Regions from separate parts of the Homo sapiens genome. Here region 1 is linked to region 2. Evidence: chromatin contacts called from ENCODE Hi-C or POLR2A ChIA-PET data. All regions are on one chromosome and are shown on one strand. The core of a region is the stretch at or near the end of the contact, and the rest is flanking DNA. Distances in the headings are between cores, read along the strand shown. Region 1 has its middle 23 kb from the start of BHLHE40-AS1. Region 2 overlaps ITPR1 (inositol 1,4,5-trisphosphate receptor type 1).

What was found. A loop is a pair of places that touch in the nucleus more often than their neighbours do. ChIA-PET counts read pairs that join two places held with the same protein, here RNA polymerase II (POLR2A). Pooled maps may share reads with other maps.
Region 1: a pooled map shows a loop between it and region 2 (2.4-fold over the local background). The contact joins two enhancer-like sites. A Hi-C loop is called at or near these places in 6 of 168 maps with a recorded cell type or tissue (B cell, CD4-positive, alpha-beta T cell, CD4-positive, alpha-beta memory T cell and 2 more), 15 of 37 single-sample maps with no recorded cell type and 15 of 50 pooled maps. POLR2A ChIA-PET finds 5 or more read pairs at or near these places in 14 of 52 experiments (CD4-positive, alpha-beta T cell, CD4-positive, alpha-beta memory T cell, GM12878 and 10 more).

The regions. Positions count from the first base shown.
Region 1 is chr3:5,000,973-5,004,933 of GRCh38, forward strand. No RefSeq gene overlaps it. Among named protein-coding and RNA genes, the nearest start is that of BHLHE40-AS1, 23 kb to the left of the region's middle. RefSeq lists an enhancer at 1,308-1,809. Within about 2 kb of position 1,564, at least 2 of the 41 ENCODE cell types and tissues checked have a DNase peak (open chromatin) inside an H3K27ac peak, as active enhancers do; they include CD8-positive, alpha-beta T cell, where a contact is called at or near this core.
Region 2 is chr3:4,820,412-4,824,343 of GRCh38, forward strand. The region is part of intron 60 of ITPR1 (inositol 1,4,5-trisphosphate receptor type 1); the gene reads left to right. All of the region lies in intron 4 of LOC124906209 (a long non-coding RNA gene), which reads right to left. Among named protein-coding and RNA genes, the nearest start is that of EGOT, 71 kb to the left of the region's middle. Within about 2 kb of position 1,725, at least 4 of the 41 ENCODE cell types and tissues checked have a DNase peak (open chromatin) inside an H3K27ac peak, as active enhancers do; they include CD8-positive, alpha-beta T cell, where a contact is called at or near this core.

The sequences.
Region 1 (3,961 bases), core at 314-2,813, 180 kb after region 2:
AAAGGCAAAGATTATTGTCTCCCATTTTATAGCTGAAGCAACTGAGGTAGGTATTCCTTTTCGTCAGCTTACCCCTCAGATTCATTTATTCATGTGTTTTGTTGTTATCGTTGCTCAGCAAATATTCCTTGATAACTTACTAGGGCTCAGGTACTGTTTTAGGTGCTGAGGTCCCAGTGGGGACCCAAATAGATGCAGTCCCTGCCCTCGTGGAATTCGCAGTCTCTTCAGATTGTGCCTGTGTGTCTTCCTAACCTGTAGCTGCTGCTCAGGGCACATGAACAAGCAGTACTGACTTGTGTCCCCAGGAAGCTGATGCTTTTCCTCAGACAGGCCCAAAGCAGAAGGGGCAAGTGCAGCGGTGTGCCAAACAACAAAGTCAGCACAAGTATTTGGAATCATAGGTGCCCTCTGCTCTCTCCATATGGTGATCCCTGCCCCAAGATGTGTTAGAACACACTCTAGGGTAAATGTCAGTAGGCTCTGTGGGGCGTGGTGCTTCACACCTGTAATCCCAGTACTTTGGGAGGCTGAGGTGGGAGGATCAAGTGAGCCCAGGATGTCAAGGCTGCAGTGAGCCATGATCATGCCACTGCACATGCAGCTTGGGTGACAAAGTGAGACCCCCTATCTCTAAAAAGGTCAGTGCCTCTGGGTGTTAATTAGCTGTGTGGCTTTGAGCCAGTGAAGCTCTCCAAGCTTCACTTTCCTCAGCCATAAAATGGAAATTGAAGCACTTTTCTTGCTTGACTATTTCCAAGAATGAGATGAATTCAAATGAAATAATGGCTATGTGAATATTTAATTTCCTAATCCGTAGATATTATTTCGGTGTCTTCCAGGTCCAGGTCTTCATTTCCTGTTACCTATTACCACAGTGCCTCAAAACGGCTGTTATAAACTCATTCACAAAAAGGTATAAGTAACAGATGATATTTCAAGTCTTGCCTCTCCCAGGCCTAAAGACTTTCTTATAAGAAAAAAAAACCTGTGGAAGGGAACTTTGGATTCTGGCCAAATAGAGTAACAGGTACCAGATTTACCCTCCCATCTGAAACAATTAAAAAGAACCTTAACTGTGTCCTAGACAAAGTTCAATGGCTTTTAGAAGAGTACAAACATATCCAATGCTCAGCAAGATAAAGTTCCCAATGTCTACCATGTAATCAAAAGAATTCCCAGTGGAAGTGCCTTGGACTGGAATATGAGCTCCCTGAGGCAAGAGATTTTTATCTGTTTCATTCTCTGCTATATCTTCAGTTCCTAGAAGAGTGTCTGACACATAGTAGGCACGCAATAACGATTCGTTGACTAATGAATGAATGAATAGGGGTGTCAGACATCAGTGAGGATAATGGGAGGTGCTATTCTGTCCAAGGGTCTCTCCCAGAGCCCCAGAAATCACCTGGCACTTAAGGCCTGCCTGACTGATAAATTCCCCAAGTCAGCCCAAGCATGGAGGATGAGACCCTCTAAAGAGTGACAGCCTTTAGGGGAGGGAGACATCTACAAGCCCTGTCACGAGCCCTGTCATCACCTCGGGAGGAAAAGGAAAGCTTGTTACTCATTGATAACAATCGCTGTGAACGACTCCTCCACACGGCACCCCTCCCCACCCCCTACCTTCCAGCCCTGGCCTGTTTACTGGAAGACGCGACCCTGTTTTCTACATCCTGAGCGATGACAGATTTCATCACTGGCTTAAGGCAAGACAGAGAAGCTGGGTGTCAGGCCCTGGTGATAAGTCATGTCAGATTTTGGGTGGTTGTGGTAGTGGTGGTGGGGGCAACTGTAGCCGTTACCACACAGGTTTATGCCTCAGTCTGCTCATTCATTTGTTAATCCTTTTATCGCGTACATATTAATTCGGGTCAGGCCTTGTGCGTGGGGGCTCCAGACACAAGACAAAAATGACAAAAATGAAAATGACGGGGATTAAAACGAATTGCAAAAGCCACCATTTTCTGAATGATTCCTTCAGAAGGCAACATGCTGGTGTGGCTAGGAACGTAGTTCTGAGCAAGACACCTGGGTTCCCAGTCTCCGCTCTGCTTCTTCACAGCAGTGTGACTCTGGGCAAGGTACCTAACCTCTCTGAGCCTCCATGTTCTCATCTCTAAAATGGGGCAGTTGTGATTAAATGAGTTAACCCATTTAAAGCATGTAGAACGCTATTTGCTATTTCTTTGCTTGAAGTCGTATTAAATACTTTACAGCCTCAGTCAGAAGAGGGGAATTGTATCATGGTTAAGAGCTCTGAGTTGGAACTTGGACACCCACTTACTGCGTGACTTTGAGCAGGTAACTTACCTTCTCTGAACCTTAGTTTCCTCATCTGGGAAGTAATGCAAAGTAAATTCCACAAGCGTAGGGAATTCTCTTTTGTTCACTCCTGTCTCTACAGTGCCTTAAACAGCACCTGGCCAAGAGTAGATGCTAATGCAGTAATCAGGACCAGTTATGTAATTTGTGGGACCCAGCGCAAATGAAAATGCAGGGCCCTTGTTTTAAAAATTAAGAATTTCGGGCTAGGCACGGTGGCTTACGCCTGTAATCCCAGCACTTTGGGAGGCCGAGGCGGGTGGATCACAAGGTCAGGAGTTTGAGACTAGCCTGGCCAACATGGTGAAACCCCGTCTCTACTAAAAATACAAAAATTAGCCGGGCATGGTGGCATGCACCTGTAGTCCCAGCTACTTGGGAGGCTAGGGCAGGAGAATCGCTTGAACCCGGGAGATGGAGGTTGCAGGAGCCAAGATAGTGCCACTTCATTCCAGCCTGGGCAACAGAGTGAGACTCCGTCTCAAAAAAAAAAAAAAAAAAAAAAGAAAATTATTAAGAATTTCGGCCGGGCTCAGTGGCTCACACCTGTAATCCCAGGACTTTGGGAGGCTGAGGCAGGTGGATTACCTGAGGTTGGGAGTTTGAGACCAGCCTGCCAACATGGAAAAAACCCATTTCTACTAAAAATACAAAATTAGCTGGGCATGGTGGCGCATGCCTGTAATCTCGGCTACTCGGGAGGCTGAGGTAGGAGAATCGCTTTGAACCCAGGAGGTGGAGGTTGTGGTGAGTTGAGATCATGCCATTGCACTCCAGCCTGGGCAACAAGAGCAAAACTCTATCTCAAAAAAAAAAAAAAAAAAGAATTTCAAGAGAGCAATGATGGAGAATTAAACCAAACGTGGGGCCCTTCTAAGTGTGGGGTGGCCCTCTGTGACTGCATAGGCCACATGCCCATGAAGCTGGCTCTGATCACAATACTCCCCCACATTGTTGTTATGAGGAGAAAGTGAGTTAAAGTGTGTAGGGCAAGTGGCACATACCTGGCCCAGAGTAGACTCTCAATGCTAACTGATATTATTCTTATCATATTTAATGTTCACTGACAGCCCTGTGAGAGCACATAGGTATTATCCCACCTCACAGGTGAAGGACTAAATGACTTGCTCAGGCTGGGCACAGTGACTCACGCCTGTAATCTCAGCACTTTGGGAGGCCGAGGTGGGAGGATTGCTTGACCCCAGGAGTTCGAGAGCAGCCTGGGCAACATAGCAAGACCCCATCTCTACCAAACCAAACCAAACAAAATAAAACCCAGTTTGCTCACTGCCCTACTGTTTATGGGAGGTACAGGCAGGATTTGAACCCAGGTCAGCTGACGTGTGAGAGAAGGGTGGGTGGAGGAAGGGAGAAGGCCCAGAAGCCTCGCAGGTAGCTGGTAGGGAGGTGTTTGGGGTTTGGACAGCTGCTCCCTCCTTTAGGGCTGACTGTCCCATCAGGAGGGGGTTGTTTCTGTTGCTCAGTGGGGAATCTGCAGGCCTCGACAGGCTCTGAGCTGGGAAACAGGAGTGGCCCTGCCTGTCCTATGACACACTGTGAGTGGAGGGGGCTGTGGCCGGCAGGGACGTAGGGGAGTCACACCTGCTGAAGCCCAGCTCAGAGTCAGGACTGGGACCAA
Region 2 (3,932 bases), core at 475-2,974:
TTCCGGTCACAGAAAACTCTGGCACACTTTTGGGTTTCTGTCTCAATCGTGGAGACTTAAAGGCGTCTTGTGAGCAGTCACTTGATAAGGATTAAGAGCCAGAGTGACCTGTAGCCCGCCACCCACCCAACCCGGTCAGAGCCTGCTGCGTGGCAACACTCTGAGGGCCTGGGTGTTTGGTGTGCTTTCTCCATCCACATCATTCTTTGATTATATGAGACATCTTGTCAGAAAACCTAAAAATCTTACAGCATCAAGGAATTCTTCTCTGAATGTTAAAGTTGTTGCAGAACCAGATGTTCTGTGCGCTAAGTGGTGGCTCAGAGAAGCGTCAGATCTACCGCTAAACGGTGGTGCCTTCTCGCCTGCGCTGTCTGCTGTTGTGTTTAGGCTTGAAACCACATGAATCCCTGCTGCGGACTCCTAAGGGAGCATTAGCCCCATCAGGGTAGCGGCTGGGGTGCCCAGCTGAGTCATTTGGTGGGGGTGGGGGCTGGGGCCCCATGGGACCTCAGAGCTGCGGTGCAGAGGCTACAAGACCACCTGTGGGCCCCACTTAGTCACACCCTGTGGAGGCAGCCACAGTTGGGATGAGGCCCCCACCAGCCTCCCCACTGAGCGGGGGCATCCTACCCACTGCTGCTGGGAGGGAAAATCAGGTGATCTCTTGAATGAGCCAACCCCAGGAGGCTGTAGCTACTCCAGCGTGGAGGACAGAGAAGGGACAGCTGATGGGCAGTGGCAGAGATGGAAGGAAAAGCAGGCTGGAGGGCTCACTGCCCTCTTGCCTTTGATACAGGCTCTTTTAGGGTATGTGGTCCTCAGGAAAAATACCTCTTGCCTAACTGCAGAAGGCTGGGGATGTTGGATTACTCTGCAGCTCTCCTTTAGCCCATGGTTGAAGATCCCAGAGACTCCTGGAGACTTGTGGAATGACAGCTGCCAAAAGGCAACCCAAGAGAACCAATGGAAAAGCCCTCAGATGCCACTCGGGCAGGGAGGAGCCCAGCTGCCCTGAGAGCAGCTCCTTGCAGACAGCAGCATCAGGGATGGCAAATGGGTTTTCATCTCACCCCACACTGGGTCATAGAATTTATCTGGGGCACTGTATTGAGAAGGGTTCTTGGAAACCCAGGCTGACTTGGAAAGAATGACATTTGACGAGTCATGAATGAAAGAGGTGTCTGTGTGCAGAGCCATGGCCCTCCCTGCCTAGTCCCATGTCCCAAGGGCACATTCCCTGCATTGGTGGCTGCTCAGCCATGTAAAAACACAACAGCCTGTCTAGATCAGATACTTCACCTTTCCTAATTCCTGCTGGAACTGCCTACAGACAAGGTGACAGGACCTCTTCTCCCTGTAGATAGAAACAGTGTGTTTCTTGTCATCTCTGGAGGGAGGGAAAGAGGGACCACGTAAAGAAGCTCTGTCTTAAGTTGAGAACTCTGCAACTAGCTGTTCACCCACAAGTTAATCTTGTTTAAACATAATAGATCATATATTTCCCTCTCCCCTTTTGGTCTTCCCCTTTCTCCTTTCACTGGAGATGGGAGTATCCCCCTCAAAGCTGGGGCCAGGCTGATGCCTACTATGAAGTCCTCACTACCCAAGAAGTGGAGGTAGAAGATCCAAGGTGAGAGTTTCCGCTCTGTGCCTTCCCTCGCCGTGTGACCCTGGGCAAGTCACGGGACTTTGCTGACCTGGGTTTCCTGTCTGTACATCGCGGTTCCTACCGCCTCACACATCCGTTGGGTGGTAGACATGAGCTAAATGAGACCTGGCAGGTGGGAGGCATGCACAGAGGGAGGGAGCAGGCGAAAGAGCAACAGGCCCAGAGCACAGCCAGCCAGGAAGCAGGGGCTGCGGGGCTGACAGCAGAGCTGACAGAAGCATCATTTCCTATGGTTCCAAAACTCTGCAAGACACCTTGGCTGTGGGCACGTTGTCACTAAGAAAAGTCAGAGTGGGCATCTTGACTCTAAGAGCCTCCTCCTCTGGAAAATCCCTGTGTCTTTCTCTCTCTTGAACTTTAAATCTTTAAGTGTCCTTCAAAGTTGAGGCAGGGCATGGTTGACGTTAGCGTTCTTTTCTCTGTTGAATTGGTCACAGATACTTGTGAGTTCTATCCATGTCTTTAGTGGTTTCCTCCACTTGCTTTTACTGCCCAGAAGTAGAGCTTTCATTGATTTGGGGAGTGGACCCTGAGTTCTGTGTATTCAAGGCAAACCTCAGATTAATCATGAAATCATTCATGGTTCACTGGTAGATTTGTCCTTCAACTCAAGCACCTGATGGAAGGCGATGCTGTCGAGTACTCAAATGACCAGGGGAAGTGAGCCCTCCTCCACTGTAACTCACAGCGCCGCTCATTCCCCGAGATGCAATCTCATATTCACTGACTTGGGCCCTGGACAAGCCTGGGCTTTCAGAGAAATGTGACTGTGGGGTGACCTGACATAGCCCTTGGCAGATCAAGGGAAGAGGGAAAAAAAATTTCCTTTCCCTGCGGGAACTTGAATTTTGGTGCCATCCTAGTTTTGGTGATAGCCTTTTTTAATAAGCAAATTTTTATTAACCTTGATCTACATTTAAGTTTTCACAGTAATTTATATGCTGCATACCCTTTTTTGAATAATTTTAGCACTGTTTGCCTTTGCTCTAGTGCCAACTAAACTGAGAATCTGTGTTAGTCTATAGATGATGATTTGAAAGGCCATGCTATTGGAGCTATTTAATCTGAATAAGTGGTGAATTCATTATGAGCACTTTGCCTGAGAGAATCTAGATGCTGCACCCTGGGCATGTTGCAGTTAAAAGACCAAATATTTGATTCCCAGCAAAGAAACAGCAGCCCATTTTTCTAGTATAGTCAAATGCAGGAGACTAAATTCTTCTTGAAAATTAGAAATTTGAGCAGCATTAAGAAGGAAGGTTGGTAAAGAAGACCAAACAGTAACTTAAGTACACAACAGTAACAATATGAAACTAACATAAGTGCCCATCAACAAATGAATGGATAAAGAAAATGTGGTATATAGACACAGTGGAATACTATTTGGCCATAAAAAAGGAATGAAATCCTGTCATTTGCAGCAACATGGATGGATCTGGAGGCCATTATCTGAAGTGAAATAAGCCAAGCACAAAAAGACAAATATTGCATGTTCTCATTTATATGTGGGGGCTAAAAAAAACAAAAAACAAAATTGATCACGTGGCAAGTGGAAAGATAGATAACAGAGACTGGGAAGAGTGAGTTAGGGGAAAAAGGAAAGGAGGAAGAGAAATGGGTTCAAGGGCACAAACATCCAGTTAGGTAGAAGGAATATGTTTGATAGCAGAGTAGAATGACTATAATTAACAAAAATGTGTGGTGCTTGGGTGATGGACGCCCTAGATACCTTGACTGGATCACTAGGCACTATATACATGTAACACAATTTCATATATACCCCATACATTTGTACAAATGAAAAAAATATAAGACATGTCTTCTGCTAATTATAGATTTCACTTCTATATGTTGGAATTCTGCCCGGTTAACATAACTCTTATATTTTCGGAGGTGTGTTTTTGAGTGAATTGCATATAAAGACGGCCTGATCAGATAGAACACTGTCCATCTACATTTCAGAAGGTCCCGATACCTTGGTCTACTCTGGCTACTTCTGTAGGACAGCATATTCGTCGACTAACGTGGACAGTGAAATATCGGGGGAGAACCTGCCCCCCCATGGTAGCTAGAGTGTTCTGGAATGCACCAGCGCTGCCGTTTCTGGAGGAGCAGTCTGTGCTGGGCTCTGCTTTACCTCGGGAAGGGCAGATTGGATAGTAAGGAATAGCTCGTGTGTAATCAGTGTGCGGAAAATAAACACTGTATGTGCATGATCTCACTCAATCCTCATCACAGCATGGTAGGTGGTACTATTAAC